Regions from separate parts of the Homo sapiens genome. Here region 2 is linked to region 1. A link is a loop called in an ENCODE intact Hi-C map of the cell type or tissue named here. Cell type or tissue: PC-9. All regions are shown on one strand. Links, peaks and the distances in the headings refer to the core of each region. The heading gives the core; the rest is flanking DNA.

Region 1 (16,064 bases), core at 4,071-12,070:
AGAGGCTTGGCTCAATCAGTATGATTTTTGGTCCATATGCAAATCTGATTTACGGTCAGTTTTTAGCTCACCAATGGATTGCCATCTAGGCCATTCCACAAATACAGAATACACCTGAACTGTATTCCTCATATTAATAAACAACACACATTTCTTTGAAAATATTGTCTCTGTGAGAAAACACACCCTGCATTTGAACTGAGAATGCAGGACCAACTCGCTCCTTGCATGAACCCTGTAAAAATGAAACTTTCTCCTTCCACAAAGTCAATCCAACCACCAATTCTTACAGGAAAGGGCTGAGGCTGTGGGGCCACTCCAGGTAAAGACTCTAGCCGGTGGGCTGGAGGATGAGATGCTTCCTCCTGGAGGTTGATATGATTTGGCTGTGTCCTCACCCAAATCTCATCTTGAATTGTAGTTCCCACAATCCCCATGTGTTGTGGAAGAGACCCAGTGGGAGGTAATTTAATAACGGGGGCGGTTACCCTTATGCTGCTCTTGTGATAGTGAATGCGTTCTCATGAGATTTGATGGTTTTATAAAGGGGGACTTTTCTCCCTTTTGCTCGCCACTTCTCCTTCCTGTCACAATGTGAAGGCTGTGTTTGCTTCCCCTTCTGCCATGATTGTAAGTTTCCTGAGGCCTCCCAAGCCATACTGAACTGTGAGTCAATTAAACCTCTTTCCTTTATAAATTACCCAGTCTTGGATATGTCTTTATTAGCAGCATGAGAACGGAGTAATATAGAGGTGGAGGCCCCAAGCATGAGGGGTTAGGAGGCAGTGGCAGAGGCAGGAGAGTTGGAGTCTCCAGACATGGCGCCTGTGTCATGAGAAGAGCTGGGGAAACCACAGAGAGGAGGAAGTCATCGCTGTGGGCTTTGGTCTTGAAACCTGGAAACTTCAGAGGCAAAAGAGGAAAAAGGAGGGAGGGCTGAGACAGATGAGGGGCTCCCTAGTGGCAGTTGCTCTGGCTAAGAGCAGAGAGACAGACATTTCTAGAAAGAAAAGAGGGGGCCAGTGGCCCTAGGGCAGTCCCCTGCATGTGCAGCAGCCCGACTCTGTGAAGATGTGGGCATGTTGGTTAGGAGAAGCAGCAGCCATTTTTATGGTTCATCCCCACTCTAGTGTTATTCACCTGGAAATTTCCAATGACTCGCTGTACTTCATACTGAGAGTTGTTCCTGAATCCTGGATAAACTGATGAGCTCAAGGAGCCTTGATGTCAAAAAAATTTTGCAACCATTCTTATGACCCTAAACTAAATTCTGAAATTAACCAACCAGTCAATGATGCAGTGCCTAATGGGGACAGGGGCAGCCCTGTGTCAGGTATTGATGAATTCAGAGAGTCACTTTATATCAGAGAAGCATGAGTCATGAGCTCAGCCTTCCAAGAAGGTCTGCGAAGGGGGAGCTCAGGGAGGGTGAATGTAATTATCTAATGCAATGGCAGCCTCAATAAAGGATGGCAGGGGGACGAACAATAAAAGGAAAGTACTGGAGCATCTGATTAGGACCCCAAATATTAAAAACAACAGGGAGGATTCTCAAGAGAGTAGAGACAAAGCTTCCTTCTGGGGCGATATGAAGCAAATAGCCCCTATTCCTCTCTCTCACTCTCTTCTGAAAACTCATGAACCCACCACAAAAGAAGCCTTGCGGAACTTTAAATCCAAAATCAGATTTGCACAAAGGACAGACACTGGCTTAAAGTCATGGGATGAAGGGGCCAGAAATTTGGCTTTGATAAGTTAGGTAAAATATTTATCCTGAAGGAAAAAAATACCACCAGATGTCTTTCCTTCTAGAGAGTAATCCAGGTAAGGCTGGTGACAGCTTCTTATTCCATAATGGCATCCCAGAGGGAAAAAGGAAAATGAAAGGAAGCTCTTTTAATCTTGGCATCATCTCAGATCTGATACTTGGAAAACAGGTTTATTTTAAAAAGCAGATCAGCAGCCCCAAAGGAGCATGCATAACAGGAGCCTCCAGCTTTGTTTGGGGCCCAGCTGTTCTTGGGCAGACTGACATGGCTTCTCTTCTGCCAGTGTCAGGCCAAGAATACGCTCCTTCCCCTCTGGTGCTACAAAGAGCAACAATGCACCCCGAGGGACAGAAGAATCAGCCAACAGGGCAGGAGTCTCTATCTCCCCAGCTATTACTTAGGCCTGTTGAGGGCTCAGAGGGTAGATCCCACTTCCAGTACAGCACAGGCCAGGAAGCTAAAGGCCTGCTGCAAAGTCAGATGGGAAGAACTGCAGGACATTCTCCCCACTGCTTCACCTGTGGGGTCAGGCAGGACCACAGATCTTTGGCAAACAATGTGGGCTGTGGAAGGCCCGTGACTATCTTGTGGAAGGGTGAATTTGAATCACCCTTGCAGAAAGGCAGAAATGAGTTCTTTGCTAGTGAGTGGGCCTAGCTGGCTGCCCAGCAGTGTTCTTGCTTCCGTGGAGGGTGGGCTATATCTGAATGTATGTTTAGACACATACCATGTTCTGAGAAAGTGTGCCTCAGGGACTGTCTACTCCAACATTCCCTACAGATTCTAAGACTGAGCCCTGGTCCCAACATCTTAGAAGGGGCCAGTTAAGGGGCGACAGAAACCTGTTGTCAGTCCCTGAAAAAACTCCACATAGTCATGTAAGTGTAACAAGACAGAGATTTTTTTAAACGGTTTCTTTATTTGATAAAGATGTTCATGATGATCATTGTCCTTGAAAATAAATTTCCAAAGAGTCATGGGGCTTATTTTCTCTGTAGTTTAGCATCAAGCAGAGAGAAAAGGCATCGGACCAATAGCTACCCTCTGGGAGCTGACCTGTGCCACCCAGTTGCCAGGAAACCTGCGCCATCCAGACTCACTTGTGCTGAGGACAGCTCCTGGCACGGTGGCACCCCATCCTCACCATTCATATTTTTCTTTCCCACAGTCCCAAATCTGTTCTAGTTAATCAGTGAGGAAAACAGTTTGGGAATAAAACTAAAATGGACATGACTATGCCTGGCCCTCGCCTTTTCTAAGACTGGAAAAGAGTTTTAGATGGCAAGAGGACCCCATCATTGCGCAGACGAGGAAAGGAAAAGGAGGGAGGTGAGATGGCTCACCCAGTGGCACCGCAGGGGTCAGCAGAGCCTGGGAGCCCAGCACTTCATTCCCAGCTCCATCCAGTGGCCACTGCCATACCACGAGGTGCTGCAGGTTTCTTATTTGATTGTATTGAACAAAAACCAGGGTGGGGGTGAGGAGGTAAACACTGACTGTCACATTTTAGGCCTAGAATCCCTACATTCTATATTAGCAGAAGGAACTAAAACTGTTTCCCAAGTAAAAATTAACCAATACACAGATGTGAATATGGATGATGTCTTAGCCTGTTTTGTGTGCTATGAGTATCGCAGACCAGGTAATTTATAACAGACAGAAATTTACTTCCCACAGTTCTGGAGGTTGGAGGGTCCAAGATCAAGGCACCATCAGGTTTGGTGTCTGGTGGAGGCTGTATCCTTTGGAAGGGGGCTAGCAGAAGACCAAGCAAATGAGCCTGCGTGCAGAGGCACTTTTATAAGGGCCTTGATCCCATTCACCAGGAGAAGCCCTCATGCCCCAATCACTTAAGGCCTCATATCTTTATATTATCACACTGCAACACTTGAATTTTGGAGGGGACACATTCAAATCATAGCCAATATTTTGGCTGTGTTTCCTACCCCCACGCCATTCATGAGCCAAGTTAGAATCATTGAGCTTCTGCCCAACCATTGTGATGGATCCTCTCAAAAGACTCCTGCCTGTAATCCCACCACTTTAGGAGGCCAAACTCGGCAGATGGATCATCTGAGGTCAGGAGATCGAGACCATCCTGGCAAACATGGCGAAACCCCGTCTCTACTAAAAATACAAAAATTAGCTGGCCATGGTGGCAGGTGCTTGTAATCCCAGCTACTTGAGAGGCTGAGGCAGGAGAATCTCTTGAACCTAGGAAGTGGAGGTTGCATTGAGCCGAGATCGTGCCATTGCACTCCAGGCTGGGTGACGACAGCGAAACTCCATCTCAAAACAAACAAACAAACAAACAAACAACAACAAAAAACAAAAAAAACCTCACCTCCCTCTCTCACAGCTCTTGTCTCCTTTTGGGCCTAAGGAAAACACCAGTTCCACAGGAGAGGATGAAGGTAAATGGGAGGTGAGACGGCTCTGGAACTGGCCTCCTATGAAGCCACAGTAGCTTAATTCCCTCACGAAGAGACTTCTTCAGCCAACCACGTCTCAGGCTGCACCCACCAATCACAATCCCAGAAAGAAGAGGCAAGGGAGTCTCTGAGACAGGCTGTCCTCAGACCAGGAGCTGAGGTCAGTGGTGCTCTGCAAACTTTCATCCGAACTTTGTCTCAGCCTTCCTTTTAAGCTCCAGGAAAGACTAGAAGTCACAATCTTAGAGGAAATGGACTTGGGTTTTCATTAAATTTCTCCTGTATGGGGCATTGGGCAATGGGCATGTGAGTTCAGCTTCTGACAATGGTGATTCCCATTGCTCTGTTTGAATAGAAGCCACACTTCAGAGGAGAAAGAACAGGGAGTAACGGTGTCTGGATTTCTGAGTCACCCTGGTCAGGATACACCAGGTCAAAGTGCTTACCTTTCAGTCGTTTGGATGATTTACTGCTACCTGACTGGTCTCCCTTGCCTTGATTTTTCCCTGTCTATGTTTACTTTACTCAGAGGAAATACCTATCTCCTTATCTTACCCTAATCAATAGATGTCTTTGGTGGGTCTCCACTGCTTATCCATTCAAACTCCTCACCTCAGAGTTGCAGGTCCTTCATCACACTGGCTCACCGCTCCCTTCACAGGCCTGCTTTCCTGCCAAGCCACATTTCTAAGAGTTCCCTAAACTCAACCTCTCTCTTTCAGCTTTTCCACCCATTGACTTTATTTCAGAATAATTCCCTCACCCAGAGCACCACACTGCTCTTGCTACAAACCTCTCTATCTGCCCAATTCCAGCCATCAAAGCTTACCCCTAATGTCACCCAAAGTCTAACACGGTCATTATCTCAATGGTGATGATGAGGAGAAGGATGTTGGTGCATAGCATGTATTATTATGTACCAGGCCACATGTTAAGTGTATGGGTCTTTTCCTCAAAACAACCCTACAACATAGGTGGTGTTATTATCTCCATTTGACAATGGAAAAGAAACAACCAATGCACAAAGAGGTGACATGACGCTTCACTCCACCATGGATTGTAGTAAGTCATACCACTTTGCATCTTTCCTTCTAAGGGAGCATGAGTGGGGCCCTAGGCCTCTTCTTTCCCACCCCCTGCCTACTGCAGTGCCTGACACATGGTACCTACTGAGTATATTGGGGTCATTTCAGAAGAGCACAAGAATTCAGCTGCTTATTGTGTTTTCTGGCAATTGGCTATTCTCTCATTTGGTGACTTAGTTTTATATTTCATAGATCAATTCTAGGGTGGACAGAGGAGAGTCGTCTGCCACAGGAGAAGGAAGCATCATGTAGGTTCCTGATGGAGACAGGGAGGAAGGCGGGGGGAATCCTTTCTTCTTCTTTGGGATGGGGGCAGTCACTCCATGTGGCCATCTGTGACCCAGGGCAGCGTATCACTGAATGGCTCCAGTTCTTCAAGCCTGGACAGGATTGGCCATAGTTCTTATGGGAGTGAATGGGTAGGGGAGGGTTAAGAGGAATAAAACAAAAGGTTTGGAACTGGTAACTTTGGTGTATATGTGCATGCGTGCATGCGTGTGTGTGTGTGTGTGTGTGTGTGCTGTGTCACAGAATGAACACTAGAGACTCAGGGCTGATTAACTTCACCAATCATACCCCAGAGAGGGGAAAAGCCAATCTCTCTGTGCCCCAGTGCTTTTGTCTATGGTGGGGGGTACAGGGGGTCATGGCTTCCCATGTGGAGCCCAGGCTTCCTGTCCCAGCTGGCAGTGGAATCTGCATTTCCAAGATCACAGAGACCCAGGCTCAAGCTTGGTGTTGCCACTTATAAGTCAAGTGCCCTCTGGCAAGGAACTCACTCGTTCTGAGCCTCAGTTTGCACCTGTGTTAACACTGGGTAACATACCTGTATTTCAGGGTTGGTGTCAGGGCTGGATGAGACAGCATACACAGACCATGGGCATGAGGCCCAGGCTGGGGCTCAGTGAAGAAGAAGGTGGAGTTTCATCTCAGGCTCCCGCAGTCCATGTGAACCCACGTGGACACTGCTCTATGCATATGTGGTGCTTCTCTGCTATGAAGGCCTCAGCCCCTGGGCCCCCTCAGGCCCAGCTTTCCCCAGCAAGTGTTTCTTCTGCTTCAGGAGAAGCCTGCCTTCAGGGGGGCCAAAGCCACATTGTATGCCCACTGGGTTGTCCTTTGCACGGCTTTAAGAAGCAGGATTCTACTCTGTTTCTGATATCCCATAATAAGAAATGATATATTTTGATACTTCTTTGATTTAATGGGTCTTTAGTATGCATGAGCTAGAATTTTGGAGACCATGACTATAATTTGGGGCTTGTAGGTAAGTACAGGTCGGAGGCTGGACATAATTCACCACCTCTGTGTGTCCTTGGGTCTTCCATGTGTCCCACTCATTCTTTGGCGAAGATTGCTTTAGGATGTTCTATTTGCTTCCTTATCTCCATGCCCATCTTCTGAATTCAGGCAAAGAATAATTCCACTTTAAAAGTTGCTTTAAGAAGCCACACTCCATGGATGAGGAAAATGGAGGTCGAAAGAGATTTAAGTAACACACGCAGGTAATTACAGAGGGTGAGTGGCAGATCCAGAGCAGTGAACAGACCCTGAGTTCCCAGAGTAGAATCTTTTTCAGCTCATGTTGCTATTGGCCTGCATCCGTGAGATGTTCCCGTGTCCATATGCTTTCTATACAATTCAATGTTTTTTCTTCAAATTGACTCATATTTTTATTTCAATAAATTTATCTTAAAGGGAAATTTTATATCATGACTTTATGAAAAGGCGGTATCACTTGCCATTAATAGGAAGTTATTAACTAAAGACAATGCAAAATAGTAAATGAAATTTTAACTGTATATTGTTGCCTGGGCAAAGAAAACATGCTGGAAATCCGTTCTCTTTTATTAGAAAGGATGATTGGCAGGTTTCAGGGATGTTAAAGACCTAAGAGGACAAAACTGAAACTGATTCTGGACCTGATTCCAATGCTATCTAATGTCATCAGTGAGAAGAATTTTTCTCCAATACAATCAGTAGTATAATTCTCACACTTGGAGACCACTGCAGTGGACAATGTAGCCACATCAGATCCCCTTGTTTCTTTAGAGGTCAGCAGACTCCTTATCTTTCCTTGCCCAGCAAGCTCCATCAAGAATATTAAACTTAAAAACAGTTCATAGACATTTTGTTTAGTGACCAAATACCCAATGAACGCCTGACTCCCTTTCATTTTCTCCTGTTGAAGAATACATGTTGAATTTAAGCATACATTTTCATAAATTTTCTTATGGACTATTTTTTCACCTCAGAAACAATGTCAAGGTAATTAAATTTTAAATAATAAGTCAGGGAAGTTGTTCTCAGCAATGGAAAATGCTGTGATTTAAATTGCCAATATACAAATACTTTTAGTTCTTGAAAACCACTGCCAACTGTGCCTGCCGGAAGTTATATGCTCAATAGCTTGCTATGATTGATGCAGGCATTAGTCATTAAAAAAAAAAAAAAAAAAAGGCGAACTAAGTAATTTGCATCCAAAGGATGACATCAGTAACACCATGAACTTGTTGTTCTAGAAACTGACCACTAGATGGAGAACTTGCAATTCAAAAATAAAATAACTCAGCCTCTTCGGTGCAAACATTTTACCAAAGGATCTATTGTACTTACAAACCTGCATCTACACAAGCGAGAAGGTACTACTTGCCCTGAAGATGGTATTCTTTTCTTTTCTACCAGACTTTGATATTCCTCTCCCTCTTTCCTCAGGACAGGTCACTTCTCCCCACAGTCGGTGTTTCTGTGTGAGTTCACCTTTAAAACTTTGAGCATGTCATTATTGTATTCCCAGCCCTGTAACTGAGTAGAAAAATGTGTTCCTTAAGATGTGGTCTCTTTCTTCCCCCTGCCTTGACACTACTCACTCCTGAGCACAAGGGCTTCACATCATCAAGTCTCATTCCTGAATGCGAATCCAGTGCAGCCTGCAAGAGCACCTTGATTTGTAGGAAATTTTTTTCTTCTCCATGAATTACACACCATCTTTATTCTCCGCTATGATAACAGCAGTAAATCCTCTTTAAAGTTTTTTTTTAAAGAAATTCCATATCAATGGAGTGGTTGTTCTTTTACCAACTCTTTAAATATGGCTATAATGAGATATATGAGCCCAGTTCTCAGAGTGAGGACAGGATGTAGGAGTGACACCTTCATGCAATAGGGTCTAAAACAATAGAATACATTGAGATCATTGCAGCAAATCAGTGAGTTTATTTGGAAGTTCTAATTTAGGGCTATCTCTTTCCCCCATGGCTAATGGTGTGTATGTGCATGTGTGCATGCATATGTGTGTGTGTGTGCATATGCGCGCATGTGTGTGCGTGTGTGTGTATTGGTGTGGCATAAAGGGAGAGGGCAGAAGAACTGAAACATTTACTTATTTTCTTTCTATATAAATAGGCACGTGAACAAAATCAAGCACAAAAGAGATTCTTTGTGGCTGGGGTTTCCTGGCTGCAGCCCCAGAACCTAAGAACCCAAAGCTCCATTCCCAAGTGGACTCTCCTAATTTGCTAAATAACCTTGGGCAAGTCATTTAACCTTCCCAAACCTCAGCTTCTCCATCTATAAAGGAGGATGCAGAGCGCTGTCTCTTCCCAGCTTCTCCGGGAAGTTGTGAGGATTAATGATAAGAGAAAGGCAGTCAAGGGTCTGGAGTTTCTTTAAGAAAGGTGCTGCTTACCCTTGGATGAGAGTCCTAAAAATAAAAGAATAAACACCAGCAGTCCAGGCCAAAGTCGCAAGGGCTGTGTGCCTTGTGGTTTCCACATTTTCTATTCCTCAAAGAGGGTTGGCGGGGACCAAACAAAACAAAACACCTAATAAAGCCTTTGTCTGACAAAATTCTCACTGGATTTTTATCCGATTACTCTGTGTCTATAGATGAAATAATTTTTAAACGTCCTGAAAAAACTGAAAGGAAAAAATGTCTCTGCCCAAAGACGCCAGGCATTCCTGCCTAGCCCTTCATCGCATGGAGAGGAAAGAACTCCTCTGACAATTAGCCTTCTATTTTGGTGACAGTAATTATCACCATTAGGGGCTTTGCTTTTGCTCTTATGATGAAATATATATTCATGCTGCAGAGGCTCCAATCTGAGGACTATTTGGGCAGAACCCAAAATGCAAGGAAAGGATCGATTTTAACCTATTTTAAAACATTTGATCTAATTTGATATTTCTAGTTTTCAACGGCTTACAGCAAATAGATGAAAATAAATGTCTTGTCACATGTTGTGCTGTGGACTATGCCTTTCGGTTTTCAAAGACTCCTGAAAACAGGAGGAGAATCCTCTATTAGTGTGTCCGATGCCTCAGGATTTTCCAGCTGTCGTTGTTCAAAGGTCTATCTTTTGGAGCCTGGTGGAATGACCAAGTGGATTATTTGCTCTAAAATTCTGTAAGTGATCTGTTTCTGAGTCTTTTGGCTAAAATAATAAAAAGGGATGGGGCAGAGAGGGAAGCAGCAAGCCCACACAAGTATTTGTGGGTGTATATGCATTCTTGTGCATATTTTCAGGCCAGACATATAATTCTGATTATTTGGAGAGGAGGAGTGCTGCTACTAGCCTCCTTTTGAGAAGTCTAATTCTTGTAATGGCCCACTGCATTCATGAAGGCTTTCGTCTCTAAATAATTAATTTGCCTTTATGCAAGCGTATTTGCCTCTTACAAATCCTAAAACACAACACTGAGGACCCAGGCTCAGCAAACCCGCTTTCAAGCACATAAATAATTGCCTTGGAATAATTAACAATTAACCTTGGTAAAAGGAGAGCTAAACATTAGTATACTATATTAATTCAAAACAGATATTAGCTGTTTGGTGTTAGAAAATGTTATAAACCTATATACAGTTATAAACCTACATGGTCAGTAAGTTTAGTTAGCTGGAATATGTTAACTAGTAGTTTTGATGTAAATATTTAACCCATTTGCTTCAATCTATTTCACAAGCATTTATGCAAACTGGCCTTTTTTTTTTTTTTAAATGAAGGCCCTGAAATCAAGAAGAACTGGGATTGAGACTATAAATGGCTTATCAGGGTTCCTCACTCCACCTGTAGCAAAACTCAGCACAGATGGTCTATGACAATGGATGAACAGCATATTCTTCACATGTAAAGAATTTGGGTGTGAAATACACATAAGCAAAATTTCATCCACTGGGCTGTTGGATTCATGGTGGGGAGGGTTTTTTGTAAAGAAATATACTAAGACAGACCGGGCACAGTGACTCACACCTGTAATCCTAGCTACTCAGGTGGCTGAGGCAGGAGAATCACTTGAACCCAGGAGGCCGAGGCTGCAGTGAATTGAGATCACGCCGCTGTACTCCAGCCTTGATGACCAAGTGAGACTCCATCTCAAAAAAATATATACATAATATAGTGACCAGCCTGGCCAATATAGTGAAACTCCATCTCTACTAAAAATACAAAAAAAACAGCCAGGCATGGTGGCACATGCCTGTAGTTTCAGCTACTCAGGAGGCTGAGGCAGGAGAATTGTTTGAACCTGGGAAGCAGAGGTTGCAGTGAGCCGAGATCATGCCACTGCGATCCAACCTGGGCAACAGAGGCAGACTCCATTGTCTCCTCTGTTGAGAGAGCCATGGAACAGATTCTCCCTCAGAGCCTTCAGAAGGAACCAACCCTGCCTACATCTTGATTTTGGACTTCTGGCCTCCTGAACTGTGAAAGAATAAATTTCTGTTGTTTAAGTCAACCAGTTTGTGGTACTTATTGTTACGTCAGCCCTAGCAAACTAACACACAAGGGTGCTACGATATTACCTCTATTTCACGTACAAGAAACTTGCCCAACATAATCTAGTTAGTTGGCAATGGGTCCTGGATTCAAACTCCAGCCTGGTGCCAGGGTCTATATGCTTTTGCCAACACTTTCCAGATCACTGTGCACATGATGTTGCAAATTTGATCCCTTCTCTCTTTAGTCTAAGTTCTATGGGAACAAACATTATGGCCTCATGTCTGTCGGGTGGAGAGACCACACTGTAACACACTCACGTGTGTGTGTGTGTGTGTGTATGTATATATACACGTGTATATATACACACACATATATGTATGTATACACATATGCATGTATGTATATATATGTGTGTGTGTGTATATATATAGAGAGAGAGAGAGCGAGAGAGAGAGAGAGAAATCCTCAGTTTCTAAGCCTTGTCTGTCTCCATTACCATCCTCATCGGGCAACAATATGAAAATGTTGTGCCCACCCTCGTCACTTTACAGTGAGGGGGCAGAAGCCTGGACGGTGTTCTCCGAGCATCATTCTCATTCCCACCCCTGCTGCGCTTTCAGATATTACCTCGTTCCCTTTCAAATCAGCCAACAGAGCTTGAGATAGAGGAGGATAGAGCAAGAGGGCACTCTCACACAGGGAGTTATGGAGTTCCGCTCCATCCCCAGGGTCCCAGAGCCATCAAGCCCTAGTGTCTCCCTGTTATCCTCATAAAACTGACTCCTTCACACCAACTCCTCTGGTCTAAAGTTTGACTTCAACATCAGCTGACATGCTCTTAATCCTCACTGATTTTCTGACATCTTGGGGTTCGCTTTGTCCTAACCTTGTTCCCCCAGCTCAAGTTTGAGTTTACCATTACTGAAGGGATGTATCCGCTGGAAGTATTCCAGGCCATACATTCAAGGAAGAGCAGCTCCACTCATGGCTGGTGCAGCTGACTGAGCCCACTCCCTCCCACAGGCTATCAAACATCTGGCATTGGACCTCCCTCTCTCTGTAGGCCCCTGTCCCCAAAGCTGCATTGGTGCTTGTGATTTTTACTTTAAAAGAAACTTTTTTCCTGGACTCACAAAGGCAGATGATGCCTCTGCTTGCCTCACTTTTGTGTGTGTGTGGTGGTGAGTTTTGTCGTTTCTGCACTTGTTTTGTGATTGTTGATATTATTCTTATGAACTGAAATCCCAGAAGAATGTGTACCAGGCAGGTTCACTAGACTTGTCCTTTGAAAAAGCCCACACAGACTTTTTTCTGCAGAACTTCCTTTCTGCCACTAGATTTAATCATTAAAGATAGCGATGGGGGCGTCAGGGTAAACAGTGACACAAACAAAACTTCTTGTGTTGGGCACATTTCCTTAGCCTCCAAGATTTTTCAACAGGCCGGCTTTCAGGAAACAATTCTGTTAGAATTCTTGGTAAACTCACCACTGTCCTAAATTGCTTTTAGCTGGTTTGTATCAAGAGCAAGGCAAGGAGAGAGGCAGAATAAATTTCCCCTGGATGAGCTGTATCCTAAAGTGGTATTCCCAGCAAGAGTAAGGGACAAGCAGGGAGAGCCAGGAATTGTCAGCATTGATGAATATTAATTATGTATATACCTGGTGCTGGACAGCTAAGGCACAGGAGTGATGATCGGAAAGCAAGGGACAGGGGATTTTGGAAGCATTATAAACGGTTGTGTTAAAATGAGGTAGCTCATGAGCCTGCAAACAAGGTATCAAAAAGGAGAAGGCAGGTGGACTCTCCTAGGACCATAATATTAAGGTATCCCTGGAATAATTGAATTGATGAAGGAAGGAAAGAGTTGAAGACTATGGAAGAAGAAAGCCTTAGCTAGTGGTTTGCCTACTGTAGACAGAGCACTTTTTTGGCTATTTATTTCCTTGCTTTTTTTTTTTTTTTTTGCCAGATTGCATGTTTGAAATTTTCTTTTTTGATCTTTAAATAGTCCTGGGGGAAACACTTATAAGGCAGACAAGATGTTTGCAAACTTTTGTATTTTTCATTAAAAAATAAAAATTACAGAGGAGGTTGTAGACCAGATCAGTTGAAGTGTAATTAGCTAAGCAAATCCACCCTTTCCTCTGCCATGATTATAGTGAGGTCATTCACCTTAGTTTGTCTATCAGCAAATTGCGGATGCTACATTTTACCAACTAGCTGACTTGGTATTTAAAAGGATTTTAAGCATCTCTAAAACTCTATGTTATATTATAATAAGATTTATAGCTCTGTACATTTTGTGCAGTGATAGAAAGTTACTGCTCTGTATCATCATTATTCTGAAATCTTCAGGTCTTTGCAATAATTTAAGACTGTGACAATGAAGGATTTAGCCAAAGAATCTGGCATATTGCTCTTTTCTTATTCTGCATAAGGTTTTGAATTAATGCAATTGAAATTTTAAGAAATAGTGCTTATATTTCTCAATATCAAGTGAAATTATTAAATTTTTATACTTCTGCTGTATTTCTTAACCAGTTATAAGCATTTTAAAACATGCTTTTTCTATTGTTTATCCTAAATAGGCTTTTGTGGCTATTATTAAAGCACCATTGGTCTCATTGACCAGCTGCCATTCAGTATTTACCAATAAGCAGACAGGCATGAAAGGCCAGATTTGCTTACATGACAGTGATTGTGAGGAACATTTGTAGCACTTTTTTTTTTTTTTGAGACAGAGTCTTGCTCTGTTGCCCAGGCTGGAGTGCAGTGCCATGATCTTGGCTCACTGCAACCTCTGCCTCCAGGGTTCAAGAGATTCTCCTGCTTCAGCCTCCCAAGTAGCTGGGACTACAGTTGCGCACCACTACACCCGGCTAATTTTTTGTATTTTTAGTACAGACAGCATTTCACCGTGTTAGCCGGGATGATCTCGATCTCCTGACCTTGTGATCTGCCTGCTTCAGCCTCCCAAAGTGCTGGGGTTACAGGTGTGATCCACCGTGCCCGGCTATGTAGCACATTTGTTTTTAAAGGCAGCTTCACTTCCACTAGAAGGAATAGCTGAGTTTCAGACATTTCTTTAAATTTTATTGTAGTTTTCTGTTACATTCCTAAATAAGATGAAAAAATACTTAGGAAATCCACAGATTTCAATGAAATAATAGTTTTTTGTCTATAATTGAGAAACACAATCTGATAGTTATGCTGACTACCGAACAGGTCAAAGAAGCACTTTTTAAAAGTATCATGTTCTCAGAGGAAGGAAAGTAGCATTTTGTGAATACCTACGATGAGCCCAGGCACTGTGCTAAATGCTTCTCTAAACTGTCAAATAAAATACTATTTACAAAGCCATGGCATGGTGTAGTGGGTCAAATTGTGTCCCTGCCCCCAAAGATATGTTTAAGTCCTAACCCAAATGTGACCTTATTTGGAAATAAGATTTTTGCAGATTTAATTGAGTTAAGATGACACCATAGTGAATCAGAATGAGCCCTGAATTCAATGACTGGTGTCCTTATAAGAGAAAGGCAAAGGAGATTGGACATAGAGGTACACGGGGAAGAAGGTCATGTGATGACAGAGGTGATTGGAGTAGTACACACACAAGCCAAGGGATGCCAAAGATTGCCTGCAACCATCAGGAGCTAGGAGAGAGGCATGGAACAGATTCTCCCTCAGAGCCTTCAGAAGGAACCAACCCTGCCCACATCTTGATTTTGGACTTCTGGCCTCCTGAACTGTGAAAGAATAAATTTCTGTTGTTTAAGTCACCCAGTTTGTGGTACTTATTGTTACATCAGCCCTAGCAAACTAACACACAAGGGTGCTATGATATTACCTCTATTTCACATACAAGAAACTTGCCCAACATAATCTAGTTAGTTGGCAATGGGTCCTGGATTCAAACTCCAGCCTGGTGCCAGGGTCTATATGCTTTTGCCAACACTTTCCAGATCACTGTGCACATGATGTTGCAAGTTTGATCCCTTCTCTCTTTAGTCTAAATTCTATGGAAACAAACATTATGGCCTCATGTCTGTAGGATGGAGAGACCACCCTGCAGCACACCGACCTGTTTTTAGTACTATTAGTAAGGAATACCCTATGGACTGAAGCCAGCTCCTGGCATATCACAGAGTGTCCCTTATGACAGCAAACTGATGTGAAATTATGCATGAAGTGGTCAGATATCTGAAACATACCAACTAGATTAATTTTCCATCTTTGATGAGACCTATAAAGATGTTTGCTGCTGTCACTAACCCTAATTCCTACTGAGTTCCTAGGACAAATAGTAGATCCAGGGAAAATTACTCTTACTTTTAGACATCAGCTGTTTTGCTTTTCAGTTTATATTGCTTTCCCCAAAAGATTTAATTTTTGTTTCCTAAAGCCCATATAAAAAATTAAAATTCAATTAAGGCTTCTGTAACCTATGCATAATATTAGTTTATTTGGAAGCATCTATCCATGAAATAATAAATTGAATGTGGATCTTTTGGTGTTATTAACTTTTCTGCATTTGAATAAATTCAGAATATTTGATTTTGACAAATAAGGAATAATTTTCTAGTTCCAGGAATCATTGCTAGAGGTAGTTGTTTTTCTTCCAAATGAGTGGACTATAGTACAGGGAAGTCAGACCAGGTTGTAAGTAAAACACGAGTAGACTTCGGTGCTGGTGGAGAAGGAAGAGGAGGATCTGGTCCAGAAGAGCTCTCAGGGCTCTGGTTCCTCTCCACCTGGGCAGGGGACAAGTCATGCTGAAGGTGTAGAAGGGCAATAAGGATGGAGCCCTCCTGAAAGCTCTGTGAACTCCAAGACAACCAGGTCCTTTCTTGCCCAACAGTGAGGCTCAGCAGGAACCAGGATGCTCCATCCAAATAAATCCCCAATCATTTAAAAACTTATAGAAAAAGCCACTCATATGTTAACTTCTCAAATATGACATTGGCTGCTAGCTTAAAACTGGTGTATTATAGTCAGGTTGTATCAATAAGCTGTATCTTTCAGGTCATAAGCATCAGTCACTTTAGGAGACAGGCAGGCT
Region 2 (16,064 bases), core at 4,975-12,974, 170 kb after region 1:
AACACAGTAGAAAAGCCAGATCCTGGCTATTTCATAATTATATCTGTTTCTGACTAATCATCATCACTTTCTATTGAAAAACATTTAATACTTCACAGCACTTCAGGACAAGACTTTGCTTTCAACATGAAGGTGTTGCTGTCATTCCTTATTTTTTCCTTGCTTTGTGATTACAAGTGCTGATCACAGCTCAGATCTTTGTAAAAAAAATAAACCTGCTATCATAGGTTGCATGTAATTAGTTCTAAATGTGTGGCTTATTTACAATAGCAAACTCTACATTAGGCACCACACACACTTAAAATGCCAGATATTGCCACATTTTTATGACAGCCATTAACTGAGCCAACAGCAGCAAATATTTAATGTGACAGTTATATTAACATACATCTCTGCTGATAAAGAAGCATGTCTTGTCATTTGCATTGCATGATGCAATGCTGAGCTGTATACTCCGACAAAATGATGTTCTTCTGCTTGATCTAGAAAGCCTTGAGGAAACATGGAGTTTCTGAATCCTCTACCATGTTCGCAAGTGAAGGAGAAACATTTTCATTCAGATACCGATTGAACAACACCTACCTATGGTAAGCACATCTCTCATTTGACACATGTCTCTGGACCTCTGACTAAATGTAATTATAGGACATCGCCTTTGGAGCACTGTAGTTTGAAGAACAGAAATACCCTTTTATTCCATGACTTGTTTCAAAAGGTGGTTCCAGGGCCAGTGTGATGGTTTGGTGGGAGTAAACACACCTACATTTAATATTTAAGATATATTCCCCATCATCCTGGATATACTAAAGATCAGCCACATTGTTCCTTCGGCCATCCTGCTTTTAATTCTCTAAGTAGGAACTTGGTACCCAACTTAAAATGTCCAACTGCTAAAGATGTCCCTACAGTTGGATTCCAAATGTCTTTGTTTTATTCTCTGGTATTCAGGAAAACTATTTTTCCAGAAGCATTATATTACAAAGCCATAATTATCAGGGATTATTTTCATTTAAACATATGTTGTGTAACTCTGACAATGGCATGTTAATATAGGTACCCTTTTTAGTGCCATGTCCTGATGGTTTCCAATCTATACTGAACATTTTCTGGTAGTAACTGCCAGTGTTAGATATCAAGGTGGTACACCTGAGATGCATAAATTGACTCTACTTAGAGGTATTGATAATAACTTATGTGAAATGACCAATTTTTAAGCTGAGGAAACATGTCATGAATCAAGACTAGATGAACAGTATCTCTCTCCACATTGCATATACCATCTTCTGCTGATCCCAGCAACACTTCTTTCATATTAGTTTACAGTAGGAGCTGCAAACTCAGAGGCCTACAGGGATCAGACAATAACACAGATGACTGAAGTGGGCCAGATATAAAGTAATAAGAAGTGGTGGGGACTGTGGAGAAGAAAAGTGAATGAGCAATCTAAAATGAGCAGCTCTACAGTTAAAACAGATGGCTGCCATGAAAGAGAGCAAGTCCAGAGCTGTAGATCCTCTCATTGTTTGAGAGGAAGGAAGTCCAGAGTTTTATGAGAAACAGCCCCAATTTTAAATATTGGCAACCAATTTATCTTTTTTATTTCCTGGGCTGGCTAAACAGAACCTATCTACGGGCACAGTTGGGTTCATAGGCCAACAGTTTGCAAGTGTAGCACATGATATTTAAGAAACACACAACCACCTGGTGTCCGGAGGAGCCTGGATCAAGGCCTGAAAGTCCCAGCCAACTAAGCCAACTAAGCCACTGCCTTCTGCAGACTTTTGTTGCTACCTTACCTACTGCTAATAATTCCCAGTTCTGGTACTAGAAATCATTCTACGTCTAGAATTATTCTCAAGAAGTTGGAATTTAGATTCATGGATCAAAGATCTTTAACCATGTTTTGTAGAAACAGCTAACAAGGAAAGTCTTAGCCAGAGTAATAAGACAAAGAAAAAGAAAAGGCATCCAAATTGGAAAAGAAGAAGTGAAACTTTCGCTCTTCACCAATAATATAATCATATACCTAGAAAACTTTAAAGACTCATCCAAAAAGCTCCTAGATCTGATGAATGAATTCAGCTAAGTCTCAGAATACAAATCAATGTATACAAATCAGTAGCGCTGCTATACACCCAAATGACAAAGCTGAGAATCAAATCAAGAACTCAATCCCCTTTACAACAGTTGTAAAAATAAAATAAAATAAAATTCTTAGGATATACTTAACCAAGGAGGTGAAAGACCTCTACGAGGAAAACTACAAAACACTGCTGAAAGAAATCATAGAGGACACAAACAAATGGAAACGCAACCCATGCTCATGGATGAGTAGAATCAATATTATAAATACTGCCAAAAGCAATCTACAGATTCAATGCAATTCCCATCAAAATACCATCATAATTCCTCACAGAACTAGAAAAAACAACCCTAAAATTCATATGGAACCAACAAAGAGCCCAAATAGCCAAAGCAATACCAAGCAAAAAGAACAAATCTGGAGGTGTTATACTATCTGACTTCAAACTATACTACAAGGTTATAGTTACCAAAACAGAATGGTACTGGTATAAAAATAGGCATGTAGATCAATGGAACAGAATAGAGGATTCAGAAATAAAGCCAAATAGTTAGAACCAACTGATCTTTGAACAAAGCACACAAAAACACAAATTGGGGAAAGGACATACTATTCAATAAATGGTACTAAGAAAACCAGCCACATGTAGAAGAATGAAACTGGATCCCAATCTCTCACCTTATACAAAAAGCAACTCAAGATGGATCAATGACTTAAACCTAGGACCTGAAACCATACAAATCCTGGAAGATAACATCAGAAAAAATTATTCTGGACATTGGCTTAGGCAAAGAATTCATAGCTAAGACCCCAAAAGCAAATGTAACAAAACCAAAAATAAATAGATGGGACCTAATTAAAGTAAAAGCCGTCTGCACAGCAAAAGAAATAATCAGCAGAGGAAACAGACAGCCCACAGAATGGGAGAAAATATTTGCAAACTGTGCATCTGACAAAGGTCTAGTACCCAGAATCTACAAGGAACTCAAACAAATCAGCAAGAAAAAAACAAATAGTTCCATCAAAACATGGGCAAAGGAGATGAATAGACATTTCTCAAAAGAAGATACCCAAACAACCAACAAACATATGAAAAAATGTGCAACATCACTAATCATCAGGGAAATGGAAATTAAAACCTCAATGAGATATCACCTTACTCCTGCAAGAATGGCCACAATTCAAAAGTCAAAAAATGACAGATGGATGTGGTGAAAAGGGAACACTTTTACATTGCTGGTGGGAATGTAGATTAGTACAACCATTATGGAAAACAGTATGGATATTCCTTAGAGAACTAAAAGTAGAACTACCATTTTGTACAGCAATCCCACTACTGGGTATCTATCCAAGGAAAAGAAGTCATTATGTGGAAAAGACACATGGAAGAAAAAGATATGGAACCGACCTAAGTGTCCATCAACCAATGTGTGGATTTAAAATGTGGTATATATACACCATGGAATACTACTCAGCTATAAAAAGGAATGAAAGAATGTCTTTTGCAGCAACTCAGATAGAGCTGGAGGTGTTATTCTACGTGAAGTAACTCAGGAATGGAAAACCAAATATCATATGTTCTCACTTACAAGTGGGAGCTAAGCTATGAGCATGCAAAGGCATAAGAATGATATAATGGACTTTGAGGACCCTGGGGGTAAGTTTGGGAGGGGGTTGAGGTATAAAAGACTACATACTGGGTACAGTGTACACTGCTCAGGTGACAGGTGCACTGAAATCTCAGAACTCACCACTAAAGAACTTATCCATGTAACCAAAAACCACCTGTGCCTCCAAAAACTATTGAAATTTTAAGAAGAAGAAACAGGTAACATGTACTGGACACTATTCTAAATGTCTTATGGGCACTAAAAAATATGGTAGCAACAATCACTGTTAATAGCCCTTACTGGCACCAAGCACTACATGCTTTGTGCATATTAATTCATTTAATCCTCAGAACAACCCAATGAGGCAGGTTATATAATTATCATTCCCCCCTTCCTTTGTAATAAAGAAATTGAGGCACAAAGAAGTAAAGAGTCTCTCCAGGATGATGCAGTTAAATGGAGGTGAAGCCTCAATTGAAACCCAGTCAGTCTCGTTCCAGGGATCATGTTCTCACCACTGTGCCATCCTGCCACTTACCAATGGGTACTTTATGACCAAAACAAAACACCCACAGCTGAGACCCATGGAACTACAACATTCAAGTTCTAAATAATTTAAAGAGTACATAAATGCATGAAAACATCAATAAACATTAGGAAAACCAGGATATAATTCATTGTCAACTGAAGTGAATTAGTATTGCTGGCTCTCTATGTGCAAGTGATTCACCTGTGTTAATATCTCATTTAATCTTCACCAAAATATTATACAGTATATTCTCTTCCCATTCCACACCTGAGAAAATGGAGGATCTCCAGTGGAGGTGTGTCTGATTAAGGAAGTGCAGTAAGGAAAACCACAAAGAAGACTCCAGAGATTATTTTGACTGGAAACATACCACTCTATTTAGAATGAACAATCTTTTCTAATCATGTCGGTATTTGGCTTTGAAGCTATTAATTCCCCTAAGAGAAAGTTTGGGTTGAAGACAAAGAAGAGAAGATGTATATTAGTATCATTGTGGTGGGGAGAGTGGGGAGATGTCCAAGATACACTTGACCCCCACCTCTTCTGAAAGGCTGGTGTGTACAGAAGGAAGAACACAGTCCCTCTAGCACCAGGAAAAGGATAAAATTCAAAGACAGCACACCCCCAAAAAAGAAAGATGCTTTTGGATGAGTGACTTCTGCAAGTTCAAATGAAAGAATATTTCCACTTTCCCTGGTCTAAGAATATGCTCCTATCCAGCAGTTTAGACTGCTGGGACGTCTTGTCTCATGCTTCCCTCCGCTATCCAAGTTCTCCTAATCCAGCTCCAACCCTACACACTTAAAATACTCATCCTTCCTGGTGTTTACACATTTCAAATATTTGTAGTCCATTAAAAAGATATCGAGCTCATGGTAAAATAGGTGTCCACATTTGGAAAGCATAAATCTGAGGCACCGGGGATTACAGACTCTCTTTATACATGTTTCTTAAAGATGAGAAAGGTTTCCTTTGATATTAAACAGAACTCTAACCCTAACAAGCTGTGCATTCTTTTTAGGGTATCCCTCCCAAAGAGAGTTACCAGCCCTCAAGGGACTTCTGGATTGAATGCTATGCCTTCTCATCTCTCCCATTTTAAGTTACGTAAGATCGCACTACATAGCTTCTCTCTGTTGACAGACAGTGACAGGGACTTCTCACAGTCCCAAAGGGAATATGTATCTTCCCTGTCCTCTCCCATAGTCTCTCACATTTGCCTTCCACAGGACCACATGCAAACATACTTCAATGTGTAAGCAAGGCAAACCTTGACAGAGCACAAAATCCCTAGGTTGCCTATGGGAAGTAAGGTCCTGCCATTCCCTAACCCCCTAGCCAGGCCCCAGCATTCCCTTTGGGAACCTGGAAGGTAAATATAGGTGGCCGAGAAGCCATTTACCTTCAGAGCTCCAGCAATTAAACCTTCTATTCCCAAGATGGGGCCCTTCCTCCAAATTAACTCAATGTGGTCCTCCCACTCATTTTTTCCCCAGTGACACTTTTTCCCAGGAAAGGAGCTGACTCATTCCTACAAAGATAGGCATGGCTGGCTGGCCTTTCTTCTTGATATATTTGCCTTAACAGAAGATAATGACCCTGATTTGAAGGAAAGATCTGGTTGTGAACTGAACGAAGAAGGTTTTGTAGAGAATCATAGGATAGATGTAGATATACTTCTTGGGAATTCATGAAATCAGTCTCAAACAAAACGAAATGGTTTTTCCTTCCATTCCATGTAAAAATCACTTCCTCACTAAAGGGAGGGGTAGAATACCTCACTCGCTTCTCTCTTCCAAATCCTTACTCCTCAACATGCCCATCTCTGTTCCTACTCCTAGGTTGCTGAGCATTGGTCAGGGAAGATATATATATATATATAATATATATTATATAATATATATATTATATATGATATGTATAATATATATCATATATAATATATATAATATATAATTTATTATATATATAATTTAATATATATAATATATAATATATTAAATATATATATTATATATATATTATATATATATATATAATACAACCTCAAAAAGTGATGCCAAAAAGGGCAAGGCTTAACACCACTAAGCCTGCCCCACCCCCTCCACTCTGCACAGGGGCTATTGTGAACCTCTACCTTCCTGGCTTTCAGTTGATGCACTCCCCTTCTTCTCCACAAAGAAATAGAGAAGCCCTCATACCTGGGTGCCTCCATTTCCTTCTATCCATGCCCAAATACTCCCATTCCTACCATCACTATCACTCCACCATCTCCATCATAAGCAGCATCACTAGCATTGCTCCAAAATTCCACCAGAAATAGTGACACTCTCCCTCGCAACACATCCTGCCTATCCCACAGGCTGACACCTGTCTCTTCTTTTCCTACGCACTCAGACACCTACAACAACAAGTGTCTCTCCTTATCCTCAATTTTTTTATTTATTTATTTTTATTATTATTATTTTTTTGAGACGGAGTCTCGCTCTGTCGCCCAGGCTAGAGTGCACAGGCTGGAGTGCAGTGGCGCGATCTCGGCTCACTGCAAGCTCCGCCTCCCAGGTTCACGCCATTCTTCTGCCTCAGCCTCCAGAGTAGCTGGGACTACAGGCGCCCGCCACCACGCCCGGCGTTAATTTTTTGTATTTTTAGTAGAGACGGGGTTTCACCGTGTTAGCCAGGATGGTCTCGATCTGCCGACCTTGTGATCCGCCCGCCTCGGCCTCCCAAAGTGCTGGGATTACAGGCGTGAGCCACCGCGCCCAGCCCCTTATCCTCAATTTTTAAAACGTGCTCATCTCTGGCTCCTTCTCTTCAGCTTTACAACATTTATTCTACAAATGCTTTGCCAAACAAGCAAACAAACTCAAATCCACTGCCTTATGGTGGACTCTGACTCTCTGTTGTTTTGTCTTTACAGTACCTCCTAGTTCATCTCTCTGCCTTTAGCCTTGGCCCCAGTGATCCAGGCTCTACACTGCTAGTGCAAGAATCTCATGAAGACAGCAAATCTGATGATGCCCAGACTCTGAGGAAAATCTTTCAGTGCCATCTGCATGAGTTTACTATTGCTGCTTTAACAAATTACCACAAATTTGGTGGCATAAAACAATTCAAATTTTTTATCTTACACTTCTATAGGTTAAAAGTTTGACATGGATCTTACTGGGCTAGAATCAAAATGTTAGCAGGGCTGCGTTCCTTTTATGGAGTCTCTAGAGAAGAATCCATCTCCTAGCGCCTTGCCCAGCTTCTACATGATGTCTGTATTCTTTGAGTCATAGCCTCTTCCTTCCCTTTAGCAAAAGCAGGTTGAGTTCTCACTCTGCCTCATTCTGACTTCTACATAGAAGGTTTTTTCTTTACTCGTTTTGTTCATAGCTATATCCCCAGCACCTAGTAGAAAGTTTTTACTACATGTTTGTTGAATAAATGAAAAAAAATCAAAAACTTAAAAACAATGTACTAAGTGTACTTAATAAATGCAGTTGTTCCACATTCCCATCAGACCTGCAGTGTGAAGACAAAATTAGTACATCCCTTGGCTGGTTCACACATTTTTCAAGCCTCGGTAAATGAAGAAGAATATAAGCTCTGTGGGCAGATAGGCAGATTCAAATTGGTCAGTTACCCCTTATTAGCATGACTTCCGGCAAGTTATTTATCCCATCAGCTTTGGTTTCACCCTCAGGCCAATAATATTAATTACAGGGTTATTTCAAGAAGTGAATACAATGATCTAGGTGAGTAGTCTAGCAATAAGTTAGTGTTAGAAATTATTACTGAGAAAAAACAGAGAAATACACTTTTTAAGGACACAAAGTAAATGAGCTCTCAACTCCACACAACAATGGCAACCACTTGAAAACAAAGACTGGCATCTTCCTCCCTTCTCATCCTAGGAAGCTCACGTCCCATGACCTAGGGAAGCAAGCTAGGTTAATAGCAAAACTAGCCTTCCTTACCTCACCCAAGTGAGGTCTGCTAACGAAAAGATGTTAAACTCATATTTTAAAAAGTCAAGCTTCCTTTCTAAAACTATGTCTAGTTGTAACTATAAAGAACTTAAGGAACATGTTCTATCACGGACTCTGGATTTCATTGTAAAGCACTGGAGGTAACGGGGTTATGAAAGTTATGTGTATGCATTGTTACACTACTATTACTCTCTGGAATTAGTTTCCTACCATGTAGAAAAATGGGAGTGTGAACATGAACGAATCTCCCCTTCTGTTGATTGCTTCAGCTGAACCTGGAGCTGGGCAGCCTGCTTCGCCGGCTCCATAAGTCCCATTTTGTGGTTTCAGCCTGTCAAGGAGGTCACTCACTGATGACTCAGACACACTGGCCTGAAGGTATTTATGTGATCTCCGGAGTCAGCAGAAAGCCTGCCCTCAGAACAAGGCAAATATATCCCTGCTCTTGATGGCTTCAAGCTCTGCAATGGGGGGCTGACCTGACAGCTGCTTGTCCTGAGGGAGAAATAAAGGAAACTGGTGAAACACATGCTATTTCCATGAATTCCCACTCATGTGCTGTTAGAAAATTCAGCTGAGACCCTGACAATAAAGGTTAGACTTGTAGTGTCACAATAGAAAGGAAGGGAACTTTAACTTGCCTTCAGCATACCAAACAGGCTGCACTTCACAAGATCTGTAACTCACTGAACCATCTAAGATGCACCACAGAAAAACTATCAATGGGCATTTGTCTGAATTCATATTTATGGCATCTGTTTGACATGCGGTTTTCATTTAGATGGCAATCCAGATACTGTTTTGCATAAAGTTCTGGCTTTTTGAGCTGTCCATATCAATTGTCTTTTACCAAATATCGAATTTTCAGATGTTTACAGATGCACCAGAAAAATATTTTCAAATCATTCAAAAGAGTGGCATCCAACAAAAAAATCTGAACTGAATGCTAATGAAAATTCTTGGGTTCCATGTAGAAAAATGCTCTAAAATGGGAAAAATATTCTACCCAAATTTACTGCAAAAGTATAATTTTTCTGTCTTTGAGTTACAGTATTGCCCTCCTCTCCTCATTCCTAATTTAGGCAAAAGGCCCATATCAAATGCATTAAATGAGAGTTTAATCATTTTTATAACTAAGTGTAGCTTTTTTAAGAAAAGCTGTAAAAAAATCCCAGTGCAATGACACAAGCATCTCTGAGTCAACTGTTATTTCAGGGATTTATGATAATTTCTCATCTTGAGGAGAAATGAAGCTAATTGAAACAAACTCTATACTTTATATTAATGCCATTTGAATACAGTGTGCATTGCCAGTTACAAAGTGACATGGAAAATGAGGCCGCTCTCAACAACACCATCGTTTCTCAGTTTTATGTATTTTTAAATTTCCTCTATGGAAAATCTGTTCTTCATAAAAGAACTGCTAGAGAAAAATGTGGAAAAAGTTGATTCATTCCATATTTACATTCTTTCTGGTACCTGGAAATGAACCAAATGCAAAAGTATGCCAAAAAGTAGTTGAGTCATTTAGAAAACTCATCTTCCCCCAGGCAAAAGGACAAACTGCCTTGAGAAAGCCCTGCTTTGATAATATAAAACACCTTTCAGCCTAATGAGATCTGTCCTTATAACCTTTTACCCAGGCCTCAAGGAGGCCAGCCTCAAGGAGGCCAGCCTCAAGAAATGGTTAATTTTCTTTATCACACAATCTACCCTGCAAACTCCCTACCAACCTAAGAGAGTCAGTACTACCCAAATTCAAAAATTCCTCCTCTGATATTTGAATAGATGGGGGCACTTAACACAAATACATCCAGCAGCAAAGAAGCACCAAATTACGTACACCACAAAGTTGCCTTCAGTCCTCCCGGCCTGATCTGCTAATGCTATTTGCCATTTCACTTTGAAGAGCTGGGCAAAATAAAAGCAAGGTGTTGCTCTCACGAGGAGAGGGCAGCTGATTCATCCCTCACAGGGCTGCCAGATGCATTTCCCATTCAGCTTGTCATTAACAGCTTCATTTCATTTCATCTGTGATAAAAAACAATTTAGAAGCATGGAAATGACATTACAGTCAGGTTGTCCTGAAACATCACGGCAGTGAGAAAGCTATTACACAATTGAATCTTTCTTTATGAAAATCCATGGTTTTGCCTGAGTTCACAGAGCCATGGAAATCATGGCTTTTGACTTGTACAGGTGACAAAATTTCTCCCAGAACAAAGCAGCCCTTCATAACTCTCACATAGAGGCAAAGTGACCCCTCACCTAAACAAAGGGGGAGAAATCTGGGCCTCCAGAAGGTGGACAAGCCGTGAAAATTTGACTGCCTTTTAGGAATGCCATTCAAGAGGCCTCTCCCCTGCCTACCATTATAGGACCTCAGAAGTTGGTCTGGTGTGTTGGTGTTGGGTGAGAGTCAGGGATGGTCACCTCATTTACCACTACTTGGTAGCAAACTCCTGCTTCTTGCTCTCACCAAGCCAGTTTCCTCTTTCATGCTTTTCTTCATTCAGTTCTCTCTTCTATGTCCACCCCAGCAGCAGTATAGAGCAGAAAGACAACTGGATCTAAATTCATAAAGCCTAGGTTTCTGAATCCAACTTAAGTTACTGTGTAATCTATTAGACTAGATGGTCCTTGAAGCTTCCTCCAATTCCAAAGAATCCACAACTCCATTAATTTATTCAGTGATATATTCACTTGCATCTGCATCCTATATGTGCCAGACACACAGTACTAACTTCTTTAATGTCTACTTCAGATTTTAGCTCCCTCACCTGAGAAATCTTAGTAAAATCTCTCATCCAAAGTCTAGATTGATATACACCACCACCCATTAGATTTTTTTTCATCACACTGCTATCCCACAGAATCCTCCAACTCAATGTACCAAAATTGAGCTTACCAACCCAAACCTGCTCCTCCTGTTTTCCCCTTCTTAGGGGAGAGAAAGATCTCATTCTCCAAGCCAGAAACCCAGGGATCATCCTTGACTCTTCTCTTTCCCTCACTTTCTACACTCCAACACCAAGTGTTGCTGATTCCTCTTCATGAATAGCTCCCACCTCCATTTTCTACTCTTCAGTCCTGCTTACCCGATTCAGGCTCACGATTCTCTTTCTGCATCATAGCAACAGCTACAGGGGTCTTGGGCTTCCCTCCAGGTCCATCCCAATCATTCAACACACTACATCCAGAATAACTTTTCTAATTATGTTGCTCCCTTTGCTAGTCTTCCAACGACTCCCCACTTCTTACACGACCAAGTCCAATATTCTGAGCATAGCAAATAAGACCATCTGGACTTGCCCTCTATCTTCAGCATCACTTGCCCTCTATACCAGCTCTATGAATAGCCAAAGTAAAAGCTTCTACGAGTTGCCCGAATGTGTCACACTTTCTTACTTCTGAGAGTTTGCATATGATGCCTTCCCCTTCCTGGAAGGTACTTTCCCCAAGTCCTTAACTCAACTTCTCCATGTTATTCAACACTCATCATAGACACCATCTTCTCTGGAAAGCCTCTGGTGCCTTATTTGATGTGTTCCCTTAAAATTCTGGTAAGCTCCCTTGATCTCATTCATCACACTGAATAATTGCTTATTTACTTTTCATTTCTTACACCAAATTCTAAGATTCCTGAAGATAGGGAGTATGTTTTGTTCTTTTCCTAAGTCATCAGCATAGCCCCTAGCATATAGAGGTTCTCGATAAATGAGTCTGATAATCCAAGCAAATTTCATCAAAGCCTTTTTTTTTTACTTGTGTTTTGCTCATATTATAAATTTTCAGGAAATTCCATGGCTATGATCTTCAGAATGATGTAGAGAATCTGTATACTAACGCAAACATCTAGAACACAAAATACTAGAAGCTAACTATGAAAATATCACTTCTTTAGACAGGCGAAAAAGGATCATGTTCATATTGTAATAATCATTCACATGGAAGTTTACAAAGTACTTTCTCATATGATATCTCATATTAATATTTTCACACCCATACCCAGCAGCCCTTGCAATTTAAATGTATTACATGAAAAATATTATAACCACAGAAGTGACTTTTTTAGAAAATTAATGGAGTCTTATGACACTGCAAATTCTTTTTTAAAAGAGGCAGAATATGAAAAATTTTAAAAGAACCCACCATCTTAACAAATCTGCTGTTTAATTTTTCTATTTCCCTTTCCTACTTTTATCTGTTTATAAACACAATTTTTATATAGTTGAAGTCACAAAATAGATACAATTTTTACCCTGTTCTTTTTATGTTTTCACATTCTACTTAGTAATTATCATTTTAAGTAATTATAATTATCAAGAGCTGAATAATATTCTACCACAACTTAGGGTGCCAATGACAACTCATAGGCCTTTACCTTTAACCGTCTCTCCTCATAGTCTCAACTGTGTACTGGGCTGTTCTACCTGGATTCCTCATAGAAGACTCACACTCAAGATATATTATGACTAAGTCCATTGTTATCCCATTAACTTCTCCTTAAACCTGATCATCCTCCTATGATCCTGATTACAAGTAATATGGCACCACCACCCTGCAAGTTTTCTTAACCTCTCTCTCTTTCCCATTCCCTTACTTTTAAATCCAAGTCAACAATTCTCATCAACATTACCTTTTAAAATATTTTGAATCTCTTTCCTTGTTTTAACCTCTTTGATATTACCTTTGTTCCTCAATTCTAACTTGAGTATTGGCATAGCTTCCTGTTATTCCCCACTTCGTTCACTTTCCTCCAGACCGCCAAGGTCATCTTTCTAAAATGGATATTGATCATCTCACTCCACTACTTAAATTCACCCAGTGGCTCACCAAAGCTATGGATAGACTCCAAATACCTTAATGTACCATGCAAGGGCCTCAGCAATCTGGCCCTTTCTTACCACTCTGGTTTTGCATCCTGGGTACCAGTGATCCCCATCCTAGTCATACAAAAAGGACAAGATCTGGGCCAGGAGCCTGGGACAGAAGCTGGTGTCACTTCCCTGCAGGCTGCCCCCAGAAAGGAATCCAGTGAAAGCTGAGACTGTTTTGGGGAAAGGCTGGATAAAAATCCTGGCAGACATCCACGCTAGCTGTTGTTTCCAAGACCAGCCAGGAGAAAGGTGCTTGTCTGAAGGCAAAGGAACCAAATTCAGGGAACCCACATGGAAGTGAAGGCAGTTTTAGGACATAAAAGGAACAGCAGAGACCAAAGCAATTCTCTGAATTGAAAAGCAAGCGACTGACACACTTTCACTCAAAAGCTGCAGGCTGAGAGCTTCCCAGGCTGAGTTTAGGACTATAGTTTGGAACTACAATTGGCTCTGAGGCACCACTTAAAGTGCCCCAAGGTGTCAAGCTGTCTCCAAACTACATATAAATGTGCTGTTCCTTCTGCCGAGAGCTCACTGACATTTTATCTGCCTGACAAAGCCACCCTTAAAGCATTGCCTCCTGTAGAAAGTCATCCATGAATCCAAAGGCAATATTAAGTCTAGGTGACATTCTGGGATCAACAGAATGTGAAGTATGTTTGCATTTGGTAGGGAGCATCCAGTTCATCTTTGAACCACAGAAAATCATTAGAAATGCGTATATATATGGAGGAAGCCCTTTTTCATGCCACTTACAAATGGAATTCGCTTTCCCCACTGTGATTTTTGATGTGGTATGTAGACAAACGCTAAAAGAAACTTTAAAAGGCTAGATCAAGATCAGATGACATGCCTAACTGACAGTTCCTGTATATGATCCAAAAGCCATTGATAAACCAATAAACCCTACAAAGTGTCTAAAATTATTTTTAAACTTTTTCAATTTAGTTATACTGAATATGGTCCTGGTTAGTGATAAAATTAGTAAGCCTATAGCCTACCTGCTCATCCTATGGAGTAACAGATGGAGAGACTCGGACCTGCAGCTTGTTGAAAAGAAAGTTAATTTAGAACTTTGAGGAGACACTCAAAAGCCAATTGGATGAATTTGGTTATCACAGGTTATTGCTTTTTGTAAATTAGATTGACTTTTCTTTGTGTCCATTCTACTTTAACTGTATCTGAAGAGTTAAGCCAGGTGAGCCACCACTCAGAAAAGGATCTAAATAGTTTTGCAGCTAAAGAACTCCCTTTAGTAAGGGCTTTCTTCAACCTAAGAGAAATTAACAAAAAGGCTACAATGAGTATGGTTACCTAGATTTAAATGCACACATTTTGGCTAGCAGTAAATCAGGGAAAACTATTTGTCTCATTATCAAGGGGATTTGGCTTACAGAATCCCTCTCTGGGAAACCATGCTAAGAATACCCTGAGATTTGCCCTCAGGCTTACCAATAGTACCACTTGGGGACAATATTATTAAAGAGTAGAGAAAGGGGTCTTGATTATTTTTTACAGTATTTAAACTGTCCTCATAGAGACAGGCAGGAAGGCAGTAGTTACTTTGATACCCGTAGCCCCTTGATTAGAATTATTATTGAAGTTTCCCCTTAGAATAACCAACAGGTTACTATTTAACAGCCTGAAAATGCAGTTATAAATTAATTTGATCAAATGTTTTCATCTCTGTCTCCAGAGACTAGTCTTGCGGTGAACCAAGAGCCTAGTTCAGATCTCCTGTAGATGAATATTTAGGTGAAATTTTCCTCTGAAATTCAAATTTCTAAATATTGATACACCTCAGAAGAGGTTCTAAATTTCTCAAGGTTGGAACCAGGCATAACCAGCCTACACTTTCTACCATGAGTTACATTTGTGACCAAATAAAAGTTACTGTGAACAGCCAAACTAAAATGGATTCCAAAATATTTAATTTGAAGGAACTCATTCTTGAAAATTTAGCTTCCTTATAAATGAGTTATTTTAAAGGATTGTCAGAAGACTATCAGGTCAGGACATTGAGCTTCATTCGCTATGCAGCTATGTTCCATGCTCCAATGTTGAGACACTGTGAGTTCTGCTCTAGAGAGCCCTGGACATCAGGGGAAATGCAGGCTGGCCTCATGAGGTCTGGCCTTGTATGTTTCTTGTGCCTGCTAATTTTGCTAACCCCATTGTAGTTGCATAAGCCCAGAATGCTAAGCCGAGGTATAGCACTGCCAACCTCATAAACCCTTTAGACCCTTTCCTCTGGAAAGAGGAGAAATTTGAGTGAGAGCCAGCCACAATGCTGACATTCTGTAACAGATGAAAATGGACTGCAGGTGTGTCAGCAACCCTGGGAACCAAAAAATTACCACACAGGGGATTTGTAGGTGAGGAGACTGGACTAGATAACAAAGACATATCAAATACTTACATCTATTATACTTTTGCAACAGACAGTTTAAGAGAAAACAGTTTATTTAGATCCACAATCACATTCTAGAGGTGACTATTTACCTGAAGCAAGAGTATCAATTGCCAACAGAACACTGCGAGGCAACCAGCATCTTGTCTCTTCCAGTATGTTAAAAATAACCAATACTTATAAAAGAATTCAGTGATATTCTATGACCATATCTGTGCCAGTTACCTCTAAGAGCCTACCAAGAATTTATAATCTATTTGGGAAGAGAGCAGCTACATATGAAGCATCAGGGAACTATTAGATTCTTACCTGTACCAGAGTAAACGTTCAGTACTCTCCAAACAAGGTGTATTTATTTTCTATGGTAACAAATTACCACAAATTTGGCAGCTTAAAGAAACAGAAACTTATTCTCTCCCAGTTCTGGAGGCCAGAAATCCAAAATCAGGGCCACACTCCTTACTAAGAATCCAGGGGAGAATTGCATCTTTGCCTCCTCCAGCTTCTGGTGGCTGTAGGCCTTCCTTGGTTTGTGACGACATCATTCCAATCTCTGCCTCCACGGTCACTTGCCT

The links. A loop is a pair of places that touch in the nucleus more often than their neighbours do. Peaks named below come from ENCODE experiments on the same cell type or tissue, not always from the same donor. Only the 100,000 strongest peaks of a DNase experiment are listed, where the experiment ranks them.
Region 2: it touches region 1 in a loop (5-fold over the local background); 3 of 110 quality-filtered maps call a loop at or near these places.

The regions. Positions count from the first base shown.
Region 1 is chr3:157,610,503-157,626,566 of GRCh38, forward strand. No RefSeq gene overlaps it. Among named protein-coding and RNA genes, the nearest start is that of VEPH1, 120 kb to the left of the region's middle. In PC-9, for the core only: CTCF peaks have their summits at 7,811 (motif pointing right) and 8,016; a DNase peak (open chromatin) is centred at 7,739.
Region 2 is chr3:157,776,702-157,792,765 of GRCh38, forward strand. No RefSeq gene overlaps it. Among named protein-coding and RNA genes, the nearest start is that of VEPH1, 280 kb to the left of the region's middle. In PC-9, for the core only: no CTCF peak of the experiment used is centred there; DNase peaks (open chromatin) are centred at 8,540, 9,730 and 12,690; H3K4me3 peaks cover 1,544 bases; H3K27ac peaks cover 1,687 bases.